Regions from separate parts of the Homo sapiens genome. Here regions 2, 3 and 4 are each linked to region 1. A link is a contact called in ENCODE Hi-C or POLR2A ChIA-PET data. All regions are on one chromosome and are shown on one strand. Each heading gives the region's core, a stretch centred on a gene start or an enhancer-like site at or near the end of the contact. The rest is flanking DNA. Distances are from core to core; before and after follow the strand shown. Region 1 has its middle 260 kb from the start of LINC02290. Region 2 has its middle 53 kb from the start of LINC02324. Region 3 has its middle 17 kb from the start of LINC02324. Region 4 holds the start of LINC02324 (long intergenic non-protein coding RNA 2324).

Evidence for each region. Hi-C counts contacts between places; a loop is a spot of excess contacts on that map. ChIA-PET counts read pairs that join two places held with the same protein, here RNA polymerase II (POLR2A). Pooled maps may share reads with other maps.
Region 2: a pooled map shows a loop between it and region 1 (4-fold over the local background). The contact joins two enhancer-like sites. A Hi-C loop is called at or near these places in 6 of 168 maps with a recorded cell type or tissue (HAP-1, HepG2, Ramos and 3 more), 1 of 37 single-sample maps with no recorded cell type and 9 of 50 pooled maps. POLR2A ChIA-PET finds 5 or more read pairs at or near these places in 3 of 52 experiments (CD4-positive, alpha-beta T cell, CD4-positive, alpha-beta memory T cell and activated B cell).
Region 3: a loop to region 1 is called in a map of naive thymus-derived CD4-positive, alpha-beta T cell, with 2.5 times the contacts of the local background. The contact joins two enhancer-like sites. A Hi-C loop is called at or near these places in 2 of 168 maps with a recorded cell type or tissue (PC-3 and naive thymus-derived CD4-positive, alpha-beta T cell) and 9 of 50 pooled maps. POLR2A ChIA-PET finds 5 or more read pairs at or near these places in 6 of 52 experiments (CD4-positive, alpha-beta T cell, CD4-positive, alpha-beta memory T cell, H1 and 3 more).
Region 4: a pooled map shows a loop between it and region 1 (3-fold over the local background). The contact joins the promoter of LINC02324 here to the enhancer-like site in region 1. A Hi-C loop is called at or near these places in 1 of 168 maps with a recorded cell type or tissue (PC-3) and 4 of 50 pooled maps. POLR2A ChIA-PET finds 5 or more read pairs at or near these places in 1 of 52 experiments (CD8-positive, alpha-beta memory T cell).

What each region holds. Positions count from the first base shown.
Region 1 is chr14:65,845,978-65,849,164 of GRCh38, reverse strand. No RefSeq gene overlaps it. Among named protein-coding and RNA genes, the nearest start is that of LINC02290, 260 kb to the left of the region's middle. Within about 2 kb of position 1,489, at least 5 of the 41 ENCODE cell types and tissues checked have a DNase peak (open chromatin) inside an H3K27ac peak, as active enhancers do; they include CD4-positive, alpha-beta T cell, where a contact is called at or near this core.
Region 2 is chr14:65,167,970-65,171,156 of GRCh38, reverse strand. No RefSeq gene overlaps it. Among named protein-coding and RNA genes, the nearest start is that of LINC02324, 53 kb to the left of the region's middle. RefSeq lists enhancers at 1-167, 188-247, 1,811-1,910. Within about 2 kb of position 1,483, at least 4 of the 41 ENCODE cell types and tissues checked have a DNase peak (open chromatin) inside an H3K27ac peak, as active enhancers do.
Region 3 is chr14:65,203,950-65,207,136 of GRCh38, reverse strand. No RefSeq gene overlaps it. Among named protein-coding and RNA genes, the nearest start is that of LINC02324, 17 kb to the left of the region's middle. RefSeq lists an enhancer at 1,996-2,105. Within about 2 kb of position 1,541, at least 7 of the 41 ENCODE cell types and tissues checked have a DNase peak (open chromatin) inside an H3K27ac peak, as active enhancers do; they include CD4-positive, alpha-beta T cell, where a contact is called at or near this core.
Region 4 is chr14:65,220,709-65,223,895 of GRCh38, reverse strand. It overlaps LINC02324 (long intergenic non-protein coding RNA 2324), which reads left to right and starts at 1,549. Exons shown (of 4, transcript NR_103769.1): 1 at 1,549-1,677. RefSeq lists an enhancer at 1,077-1,216.

The DNA.
Region 1 (3,187 bases), core at 240-2,739:
ACAGCTGGTTTCATGGTATCAACATAATGTTACTGAACACAGTGTTGGAAGAGATGAACACAGATAGTAGTATTTCCAGACAGATTCACCAGGCATAACAAAGAAAACCCAAGAGCATAGACAATAGTAAAATACAGCCAAATCATTAGGAAGTCATGAGTTTTGAGTACCTATTAGCCTTGTTTTAAATGTAATTTATTGAAGTGTGAGGTTTTTTTTGTTTGTTTGTTTGTTTTTGAGACGGAGTCTCGCTCTGTCGCCCAGGCCGGACTGCGGACTGCAGTGGCGCAATCTCGGCTCACTGCAAGCTCCGCTTCCCGGGTTCACGCCATTCTCCTGCCTCAGCCTCCCGAGTAGCTGGGACTACAGGCACCCGCCACCACGCCCGGCTAATTTTTTGTATTTTTAGTAGAGACGGGGTTTCACCTTGTTAGCCAGGATGGTCTCGATCTCCTGACCTCATGATCCACCCGCCTCGGCCTCCCAAAGTGCTGGGATTACAGGCGTGAGCCACCGCGCCCGGCCGAAGTGTGAGTTTATATCATTTAATTTTGAATACTGATTCTGGTTCACAAAATGCCTGAATATTGAACAAACCTTTGCAGGCTTGTATGAGCCAGACCCCACATACCACTGTATCCACCAGAACAGAGGCTGAATTCAGGTGACAGAAACCAGGAGACCCACCAACTTTGGTGGGACCTGGACTCTTACGACTACATTCAAATAAATTAATCACTTTTCATAAAAATTGATATATCAAAAAAAAAAAAAAATGTCAAGGAACACCTAAAATGCACTTGGATGGCTTAGTCTACCATTTGAAACAAAACATTTGTCAAGCCTGTAATCCCAGCACTTTGGGAGGCCAAAGTGGGTGGATCACAAGGTCAGGAATTCAAGACCAGCCTGGCCAACATAGTGAAACCCTGTCTCTACTAAAAACACAAAAATTAGCCAGGCATGGTGGTATGCACCTATAGCCCCACCTACTCGGGAGGCTGAGCCTGGAGAATCACTTGTACCCAGGAGGCAGAGGTTGCAGTGAGCTGAGACCGTGCCATTGCACCTGGGTGACACAGTGAGACTCCATCTCAAAAAAAAGAAAAAAAAAAATTATCAGTAAATTTCTCGTATTGGCACAACATTGATATCTAAAGGCTTTCCATGAAATTCAATATGTAATAGAAATTACAGTACTGGAAAATTGTGCTCAAGTGACCAATTATTAATAGAACTCTAATTAATCTTAATTCAACTAAACTTAAAACCTTACGAGATTTTAAGAATAATAAAAAATTTTTTTAGGATCTCTTAACTTACATCTCATTCTCAATATTATTGACTAGGTTTTTTTTTTTAAACTATGCCTTTTCGATGTCTCTGAGAGTATCTGATTGTTGTTTTTGTACAAAGGGGAAAGGTAGGAGGCAGTTTCCTCTCCAGGAGATGTTGGGCACAGATATGTAATAACTAAACCACAAGGCAGAATTGTCTGTTGCTTTAGATTCTACGTATTTGAACTGTAAAGTGTCTTTCAACTCTGAACTCTGGGAATCTACATTTCTATCGGAAGGGCCAAGAAATGCCTTTCTGTCATGTGTGAGCTGGAAGAGTTTGCTTTGGAAACTCTTTCCATCAGTGATGAATTGTGCCTCCTCTGTGTGGTTCTACTGGGTGCTGGAGATGCACATACACAAGTCCATGGCAAGGTCTACAAAATTCTCATACACCAGGAGAAATTCACCCAAAGAGTTCATTTCAGCAGTGTTCATAATAGTTAAAAAACGAAAACAAATGCATGGTAAGGTACTGATAAGCTCAAAACAAGCACTGCCCTGGGCCTGCTTCCCACAATAGCCTCAAGGTCTTTCCTCTTCCGCTCAGTCATCCTCAGAGGTGGTAAGACTTGGTGAGAGATCTAGAAAGAAACCATCAGGTGAAGGCCGTGTTTTCTATGTCAGGAAACACGTGATGCACAGTCTCTTGGAGACAAAGTAGAAGTAGAAATGTCTCTGGGGACAAAGTAGAAGCTGGTGATATGAAGCAAGTCTCCAGGAATTATGTGCAAATGATGAATTTCCCAACCCTGTACCTGTAAGAACTTCAAAATTTCCTGGGCCAGGTGTGGCTAGGGAATTATTCAATTCCATAATTCCCATGTGGGTTCTGTTGTCTCCCCGCCCACACTTTCCTTGAGTCTGTCTTTTGCCTCTTCACTCACCACTGTCCACCCCCATTCCTGAGAAAAATTAGGTGTCCAAGTCCCTAAATCTGGTGCCACTTCCATTTCCACACATCCACCTTTGTTAAGTTCTGGCGAAGGAAATTACTTTAGATCTTTGTTCAAAAGTCATATATTTCAAATATAGTTTTACGTGGTGAAATTCTACCTTAAGCTGGCATTTATTTGACTCATTTTTCTAACAGAGCAAGGTCTGGTTCAAAACAGCAGAGTGAGCTGATTCTCAGCTAGTAATGGTTGCTAGGAAACCATTCTGTGGCAAATCAGAATCACATAAGCTCTGACTTCCCCATCTTGTGAACTCCTATAGAATTAATGCAGGCTCTACTCATTCAGTGATGAATCAGTACTGCCCAAGGATATCTCTTCTCTCTTACTGTTAAATTGTTATTTAATAATTAACTTTTATCTATAGTTTATGTCTTAGCTTTCCAGTTAGTTTTTAAACTTCAGAGGATGAGTCTTTTAGCCTGTGTATTTTGAGACCTCCACTTGCAAATGCCTAGTTGGCAGGGCTTAACCAATATGCACTGATTGTATTTGAAGGCAGGTGGTCATGTGGAAGAAACACTTCCAGATTGGAAAAAGAACAGTCTGGTACTTTCTACCAATAATTAAATGAGTTTTCAAAGCTATTTTCTTTCTTTGGCTTGTATGTCTGTTTTCTGCTCTTAAATTTGAGGCCACAGAAAACTTGGTGGAATATTCAAGAAATGGTTATATGAATTGATGCAATTTCTTTAGAGAACAATTTGGTAATATTTGTTAAAGCTGGACATACATGTAGGCAAGTCTATTGCTAGGTGCATAAAATTCTCATACACCAGAAGAAATTCACCGAAAGGGCTCATTTCAGCAGTGTTCATAATAGTTTTATAAAAATGAAAACAAATGTTAATAAAGAAGAATAGATTAAAAATGGTGGGCTGGGTGTGGTGGCTC
Region 2 (3,187 bases), core at 234-2,733, 680 kb after region 1:
CCACTGCCCCCTCCTGGAAGTCAGCGCACTGCTGCCGCTGGCATTCACATCGTGTCGGCAGGACGCCGCGTTGTCAGAGGTTAGAGACAGCCACTTTCATCTCAGAAAAGGGGCCGGGAGATGACCTGGGTTATATAGAAGGAACTCAAGTCTTCTTGCCGCAGAAATGCCACTGGAAGGGATGGAGGAGAGAAAACCCGGTTGTATGATGTCTGCATTGCCCTCCTCGCTGGAACTCACCACAGGCTGGAGGTGCTTCCGGCAGAACCGAGCTCCGGGGAAAGCCTGTGATAAATCATCTCTGTCTTTACTAGCCAAGGGTTGCTATGGCAATAGGAATACACTGTAGGTTTTAAGAGATGTAATTTTCTGTGATTCACTGTATATTTTTAGCCATTTTTCCCTCTGTATTATCTCCCTGTGGTAATTGCCTATTAATGCTGGTCTGTACTAAGATTGGACTAAACGGTCGATTCTCAGAAGAGATGAAAACCCTGGAGCTCAGTAAGTACAAGGGGGTGATGGCCCATGAACTTAAGAGTAACCTGGTAGAACAACCAGATTAGTTCAGGACATGGATGAATTCACGTGGCCCATGCTACGTCTGTCTTGGGAGGAGAGTAAAGCAGAGTGAAGGGACCCAGCAATGTGGCTCTGGAGTTTTGGGAATGGGAAGCTGAGTCACACTACCCACTGAAATCCATATGCTCGAATGGTGTCAAGGGCAGGCCACAAAAGTCAGAAACGAGCATCCTGCGCAAGGGACACTAGGACCCAGGTTTCCAAACAAAGGAACTGTAAAAGCTTCTAACCTTTTGTTTTTTTTTTTGTTGTTGTTGTTGTTGTTTTTTTTTTGAGACAGAGTCTCGCTCTGTTGCCCAGGCTGGAGTGCAGTGGTGTGATCTCGGCCCATTGCAAGCTCCACCTCCCAGGTTCATGCCATTCTCCTGCCTCAGCCTCCCGAGCAGCTGGGACTACAGGCGCCCACCACCATGCCCGGCTAATTTCTTTGTGTGTTGTTTTTTTTTTTTTAGTAGAGACGGGGTTTCACCGTGTTAGCCAGGATGGTCTCGATCTCCCGACCTCGTGATTCACCTGCCTCGACCTCCCAAAGTGCTGGGATTACAGACATGAGCCACCGTGCCTGGCCTCTAACCTCTTTTAATTTAGTTCAAGTCTTCTATTGTTTCTTATCTTATCCTTCCTTCTTTATTCCTTTCTTCTTTCTTTCCTTGCTCTAATTTTACTTTTTTTTTTTTTTTTTTTAACCGTAAAATCAGGGGAGAGACTAAGAGGAGGTGAAAACAGAATGTATCTAGTTGCTATTGGTTCATAGTTGTATCAGGGGTCTTTCCATCCAGGCCACAGAAAATCCAGCCTAAACTGCTTAAGCAGAAAGAGAACTTACTCTTTCTCTAATAGCTGAAAAGTCCAGGGGCTTGGGTTTAGTCTCAGGCACAGTTGTATTCAGAAGGCCAGATGACATCATCAACATCTGGGCTGTCTGACACACCACTAAGTTTCACTGATATTTGGGCATTTGGGCTGCAATAACATGAAACTCAGCTAACAGAGGCTTCAACAAAGTGTGGTTTGTTTTTCTCACATAAGAAGTCCAGAGAGAGGTTTATTTTTCTCATTCAACAAGCAGCCCAGAATAGGCATAGATGACGTTACTATGCAGCAGCTCAGTAATGTCATCAAGAACCCAGCCTCCTTCTTCATTTCAGCTCTACTGTCTTCAGGGTCACAGGAGGACAGGTCCAGCTCTAGACATTCAAGGCAGAAAGAAGAGGCTAGCTAACTTCCGATTTTTTTTTTTTTTATCCAGAAAAGTAAATCAATCCCCAAAGTTCCCAGCTGACCTCTGCTTCCAGTTGATTGAATACATCAGTGCCATGAGGCCACTTTAGCCACAGAGGAGGCTGGGAAAGTACGTTTTTAAGCTTTTTTGGTCCCTGCAGTAGAAGCAGTGTTTTTTGTTTGGTTTGGTTTTGCCTCATATAACAGTCAAAGAACAAACCGTACCCAAGATTGTGAAAGGGTTCTGCCTCTTCCTTGCAGTCTGACCAGTCACTCCGTTGTCATATCCTAGCCAAGAAGGGAGAAGGTATAAGAGAAGGGCAAGAAGCTTTCTTTTAAGGATGCAATGCATAAGTTGCATTCATCACTTCTCTTCTGCCCATATGCTATTGGTCAGAACATAACCACATGATCACAACCAGCTGTAAGGGTGGCTGGGAAATGTAGTACTTGGGTAGCCATGTGCCCAGCTAAAACTTGAGGAGTTCTGTTAGTCACATGATGAAGAAGAGGGGTATTTTGAAACAACTAGCAATCTCCTCAGGTGTAGTTAGAGCTCCATGATGTGCTCACTTCACATTGCATGCCTGTATCAAAACATCTTATCTACCCCATAAATATATACACCTACTATATACCCACAAACATTTTTTAAAAATAAAATAAAACAAAAATAAATTAAAAAATAAAAAAGAGCAGTTATAGGAGAAAGGGTTTGGATGGCTATTAGATTCACTCATTCAAGGCCAAATATTTCTGCCTCTGCCACATTCTCAGAGAGGCTTACCTTTGTGCAGGTAAGACAGCTTCAGCATCACCAGCCTCACATTCTCCCTGGTCCAAGACCATTAGTAAAAGAGCTCAACATCTTCGCAGCTACCCTGGGCAGTCTCACCACATCTCCTTGGTTCTTACTGGGTCACCTGCCCATCATTAACTAAGGGGATGCAATGCAATACTCTGGTCATTCCTGAATGACTTGCTCCACAAAATCACCAAGATCTTTCTGGGCCTCAGTTTGCTCATCTGTAAACTAAACATAATAAAACCTACCTCACAGGGTTGGTGGGAGAGTGCTGCTGGGGGACTCAGGCTGAGCTGGGGGTCATTGTCCATACATGCATTTCAGTTTGCCTACTGACCAGACTCACCTTAACAATATCATTTCAAAAAACAAGACCCTCTAAAATCAAAGTAATCATCAGTGGATAGTTAGCCTAGATCTCATCTTATAATATATTCCAAAGTAAAAATACTTGCTAGGTACCTGGCACTGTGCTAAGCACTTTGCATACCTTCTATCAAAACTCTCAAAGTAATTCCATGGGAGAGATACTTTCACTGTTTTCAATTAACAGACAAGAGTGGTGATGGGTGCCTGTAA
Region 3 (3,187 bases), core at 292-2,791, 640 kb after region 1:
CAGCAGGTTGGTGTCTTGAAATCGGCCACTGTTGGAAGTATTTACACCAAGGAAATTGGCAAATGTTATGAACTAGGGCATTTGGGGTGGGAGAAAAGAGCCACTTTACCAGCATACTCCTGCCTTTAGCCCAACTCAGCATTTCCTCCACCCACAAACTCTCAGTTTTGTTTGGTCTATTTCCCTCACTTACGCTTTAGTAGAGGCCGTATAGTGCAGTTAAGAGGAGGGGCTATAGGGCCATACTATCCTTGTGCAAGTCTATACACTAGCAATGGGACCCTGAGCACACTGCTTAATATCTCTATGATTCCTTGTTCCCATCCCTATGACTAGAGCTGTTCATTGCACCTTCTCATAGGATTTTCATGGGGTTAAATGAGTTAATACATTCAAAGGACCTAGAGCAGTGCCTGGAGAAAAAGGAGCTCCACAAGTATTAGCTATCATCATTCTAAAACTGAAATTTCAGTTAGTTCTCTTATTTTACTTTTGTGGTTAGAAGATGCAAATATCTACTCACCAGTTTAAACCCTGCACTGCTTGCTGAATATAAATATCCCCAATGCCTCACTTTTGGGTGAGTAATACCAGGTCAACTCACGCCTTCTTCCTCTCAAAAAAAAAAAAAAAGGAATAGCAGTGATACATGGTAAAAAGCCTACTCATACTATGATTCCAAAATGTGGGTATTGGTTTTGCATCTCATTTCCAGAATTAGAAAAAGTCTCCTCTGTATTTAGTTTTTATAAGTTCTCCTTTTTTTTTTTCCCATTTCAGTTTTAAGATGCGCTGTATTTTTCTTATTTTCAGGGTCCCGAAATCAGGATGGGTGTTTCAGTTGATGCATGCGTTTGATGTGGTTGTGTTTCTTTTCCTCCGCCTAAAAGCAGTTATTAAAATGATGGCGTTTGCAGATCTAGATTTGAAAGAAAAGAATAATGGTGCATCTTGCAATCAATAGTGTTTTAGAATCCAGGAAACACAGTAATAATACTCAACGAAAAAGTCAGTTCTAGGATGCCAGCTTCCGCATCCAGTGTCTTGTCCCCAGGAGCACGATGTTCCAAGGGTGGGGCTGTGTCCTGTTGTGCCTGCTGCAGCCATGCTTTCTTTCCTTTAGGATCAGTGTTGGTGGGGGCTTGGCCCAGGATTGGATGGTATCTTGTTTTGTTTTTTTGAGATAGAGTTTCACTCTCTCGCCCGGGCTGGAGTGCAGTGATCGCAGCCCACTACAGCCTCGAATTCCTGGGCTCAAGTGCCCTCCTGCCATGGCCTCCCAGTTCTGGGACTACAGGCATTAGCCCCTGTACCCAGCCATGGATGTTTTTTAAGTGTGCAAAGATTCCTCCTCATTCTTCAATTAAAAGCATAGTGAACCATCTGCTGGGCTGGGATTGGACTATGAGAGAGAAAAGCACTAAGACAAGCTGAAAACACAGGTGAAAGTAGCAAGCAGGCTCCCAAATAAAGAGCAGGCCCAGCTCTGCCAGTCAGCACGCGCACACACACACACACACACACACACACACACACACACGTTATGTTTTTGAGTCACGCCCCTTCCTTGTTCCACATGATTGGTCTACACTTCACACTTCCCCTATAATCTCAGTTTCTTTCACCTGGTTTCTTGCCCAAACAGCTTGTTGGGTTTAAGAAGGAGAAATCTATAAAAGAATTGAAGTCTCTTCAGGGAAGGGCCTAGCAGAGCAATTCTGGCTGTGGCAACTCCCCTGGGGTGGCTCCTCCCTAGCCATCTCCTGAGCACACAAGCAAGGACCCTTTCCTCTCAGCTGTCACTCTGGACATGTGTAATGATCCCAATACAGGAGACTCTGAGCCGCAGCCCCTAGGCCCACCTTACGTGTGAGAACTCTCCTGTGTGAGGCCGAGGCAAAGCTGCACGGGATCCTGAGAGAGCAGCAGCCAGAGCAGAAGCTGCAGGAGAGACTGGCACATGGAAGCCAGCCTGTCTCCACAGCCCATGTTCTTGTTTTGTTCTAACTCTACGTGCTTTGGTCGGTTTCCCCTACAACACAGCAGCAGCAGGTGGGCGCACAATGCAGGGACCGGCCCACCCTGACATGGCTGTGTTTGGCAGCCCTGCACACCCCCTTTTCTTTTTTTGCAGGAGTCAGGAGACTGGGGTGGAAGAGGTGGAGACCCAGTCATATCAGGCAAGGGAGGTCTGCACTGCGCTGCAGCCAGAAGGCTAACAGATCACATCCCCACTGTCCCTTCCCAGCTCTGCTCTCCTGCTCTGTGGAGCAGGCCTGGCTGGATACCCCACATGCTACTGCTCTGCATCCACCCCACCCCCACATTCACACTGAAGCCACAGTCCCCAGGCTTACTCCCAGCCAGTGCTGAGCAGGGGTGCAGGGGGTGGGCACTAAGCAGGCCATTTCTGCAAGATCCAGGACTCCTCCAAAGGGCAGCTTTGGCCCAGAGACTCCTCCTCCACCCAGCTGAACCTTTCTCAGAGCCGGGCTGCAGCCTAAGTCTCCCTACCTGTGCAGTAAAGAATTGAACCTTGCCCCTCAAAGAGGTCTAGTCTTTACCCTTGGCCCCCGGGAGGTCATCTTTGTTTGCCTGGGGGTCTTAGGCTGGCCAGATAGTAACAGTGTGACTTAGGGTGGGGAGTAGCCACACCAGAAAAGCCAACATTATGATTTGCATGGGGCTTGGGGTCACCAAGGTACCAACCAGGGCTCGAGTAAGCTTCCCTGCAGGGCACCCTTCAGATCCCCATCTCCTCACAGATACCTTGTTTATAAACCTCCACTAGCAGGATTCTGGAATTAAACACAGTAGCAGTTGATTGGCCCTTTGCAAATGAATTGAAATGGACCAATAAAAATGGAGAAATACACATACTCAGCAAATTATAGTAACATAGGCTTCATCCATCTACAAGTAAGAGAAAATGGCTGGGCACAGTGGCTCACACCTGTAATCCCAGCACTTTGGGAGGTCGACGCAGGTGGATCACATGAGGTCAGGAGTTCGAGACCAGCCTGGCTAACATGGTGAAACCCTATCTCTTAAAAATACAAAAAATTGGCCAGGCGTGGTGGCGCATGCCTGTAGTCCCAGTTACTTGGGAGGCTGAGGCAGGAGAATCACCTGAACCGGGGAGACAGAGATTGCAGTTAGCCGAGGTCGTGTTACTGCACTCCAGCCT
Region 4 (3,187 bases), core at 300-2,799, 630 kb after region 1:
TTTGAGACAGGATCTCACTCTGTTACTCACACTGAGTGCTGTGGAACAATCATGGCTCACTGCAGCATCAACTTCCGGGGCTCAAGCAATTCTCCTGCCTCAGCTTCCGGAGTAGCTGGGACTACAGACACACACCACCACACCCTACTAATTTTTTATTATTTGTAGAGATGAAATCTCACTATGTTTTCCAGGCTGGTCTCAAACTCCAGGACTCTAGTGATCCTCTCTCATCGGTCACCCAAAGTGCTGGAATTAGAGGTGTGAACCACTGTGCTCGGCCCCAGTAATTCTTACATTACCTTCTCTGTTCAAATAACAGATGGTGTTTTCTGTCCCCTGAGTGAGACACATCTCAATGAAAAAAAAAATGGAGAATTACAGTATCCCAGAGGACTTGCTGGGGTAAAGAATTAGTGAGGCCTCTAGCGAGGAAAGACTGGAGTAGTTGCTTAACGTTTTTTTTAAATTATTTATTTATTTATTTACTTATGTATTCATTTATTTCGGGATAGGGTCTCACTTTGTTGCCCAGGCTGTAGTGCAGTGTTGTCAACCCTGCTCACTGCAGACTCAAGCAGTCCTTTCACCTCAGCCTCCCAAGTAGCTGAGACTACAGGCATGTGCCACCAAGCTCAGCTAATTTTTGTATTTTTTGCAGGGACAAGTTTTTGCCGTGTTGCCCAGGCTGGTCTCAATCTCCTGAGCTTAAGTGACCCTCCTACCTCAGCCACCCAAAGTGCTAGGATTACAGGCGTGAGCCACTGTGCCTGTCCCGGTTTTTGAATCACAGAGCCCTTGGAGAAAGAGATGGAACAAAGGACTTTCTCTCTAGGAAATGTAAATGTCTATCGGCACATTGCCTACCTGCAACCCTTGCACTCAGTTACTCAATTTTAAGCGTTGGTGGACCCCAAAGCCCAGGTACTGATTCTTGTGGTAGAATGTTGGCTAGGTTGAGTCTCCATGTTGGAGGAAATCTAGTGGGCTCTCAGAGGCTGTTGCCTAAACCTAGGAAAAGTCGAACAAAAGATCTGTCAGTCCGGGGTTGCCAAGGAGCTGTCCTAGATTTTCAGACTCCCTGAATTTGAGTTAAATATCCTGACTGTAGACCTGCCAACCACCCTGGACTTGTAATTGCTCTTGCATCTGAGGCCTTAACAATGTGTCATATTCAACAACAACTATTTTACTCATGGGGGCCCCGCCAACAAGAATGAGCCTTCTGAAGCAGAGCCCTGTTTTCTAGGCCATCCTCCCCCAGAGGCCCCTGGCTGGCCCCAGGAGGCCCCAACCTTCTCTCCCAGTCCTTCAGTGCCACGTAGAGTGTAGTCCTCCTGGACAGAAAGGCGCGTCGCCATCTCCTGGCCGGCACTATTACTGCACGTCCATTTTCTAGAAAATTCCTGGCATCTGGGTTCTATGTAAACGTAAGAACTTTTCCTTTACTGTGAGTTAGCAATCCGGATGTGTTTTGTGGAAGATTATGCCCTAAGCCCTTAGAAGGGAGGACACTGAGTTTGGGAAAAGTCACTACCTCTGGGCTTCATTTTTTGCCCTAAGGCAATGAGGTTATCCTGATGCTGAGGAATCTATGGCAAATTTTCCTTTCTCCCTCAAACTATCCTGTCAACCTTTTCATATTAGAAGGCAGAGAATGGAAAATACACATACACAGTAAGTACCTGCTACATATCTTTATAGAGCTGTCCTATGTATATTTGTTTTTTGGTTCCATGTTGATCTTTTCTTATTAATTATTTTTTGTAGATACAGGGTCACTATGTTGTCCAGGCTGGTCTCAAACTCCTGAGCTCAAGCAATCTTCCCGTCTCGGCCTCCCAAAGTGCTGGGATTACAGGCGTGAGCCACTGTGCCCAGCCTCCATCTTGATCTTTTAAGTTATTTAGACATTGCTCAAGATATAAGACTGATTTTTCTCTCTATTGATTGAAAAAGGCTTTACTGTTTTATTCATTTATTCCACAAAAGGATTTATTCAATCAACTCAAAAATTGTTATGCACCAGGCACTTTTGAAGTACTAGGGATACAGCAATAAGCAAAACAGACACAAGCCATTCCCTCATGGAGCTTCTTCCCTAGTGGAGGAGATAGGCAATAAATAAAATGTGCAGCGTGTTGGCTGAAAGAGGATGTGGGCCAAGAGAAGATTTTTTGTCTATCTGTTTTGTTTTTTAAGATAGGAGAAATTACAGCACATTTGTCTGCAGAGGGGAATGATCCAGGAAAGTGGGAGAAATGATGATGCACAAGAGAGGAGGGACCGGTGGAGAGATGCCTCGAGGAGGTGAGGGGAGGTGGCATCTAGTGCACAAGTGGAGTGGGTGATGCAAATATTTATCAAGCCCCTGGCAGGTGTCAGAACCAGGGCTATGTGCCGGAGATCCAGCAGTGAAGAAAATGGACAGTAGCCCTGCCTTCTTGTAGATTTCACCCTAATTAGGAAGATGGACAATAAAAAGCAAACTAGGCTGGGTGCAGTGACTCATGCCTATAATCTCGGCACTTTGGGAGGCCAAAGTGGGCAGATCGCTTGAGGCCAGGAGTTCAAGACCAGCCTGGCCAACATGGCGAAACCCCATCCCTACTAAAAATACAAAAATTAGCTGGGCATGGTGGTGTGTGCCTGTAATTCCAGCTACTTGGGAGGCTGAGGCCTGAGAATCACTTCAACCTGGGAGGCGGAGGTTGCAGTGAGCTGAGAATGCGCCACTGCCCTCCAGCCTGGGTGACAGAGCAAGACTCCATCTCAAACAAACAAACAAAAAAACAAACTAATAAATGAGGCATAGTACTCATGGCTTGGGGTATGTGCTATGACAGAAACACAATAGACATGGAAATCCTCTTCGAGAAGTGTCATTTAGACTGAGTTTTAAAGTATAACAAGGAGATGTCCATGTGCAGAGCCCGAGGAAAGAGGATTTCAAGCAGAAAGAATAACAAGTACAAGACCCTGGGCAGGAAGAGCTTGGCCCATTTGCGCACCTGATTGGAGGTGGGGCTGCTGGAGGGTAGTTAGCAAGGAGGGTGAAGCATGAGATGGGGTTACAGAGGTTGACCAGTAATAGATTTTAACAGTCAATAAATTTTATGAGCAAATTTGTAGATAACTCAAGGCTAGGAAGGACAGCTCGCACTGTTAAATGGCAAAATCAGAATTT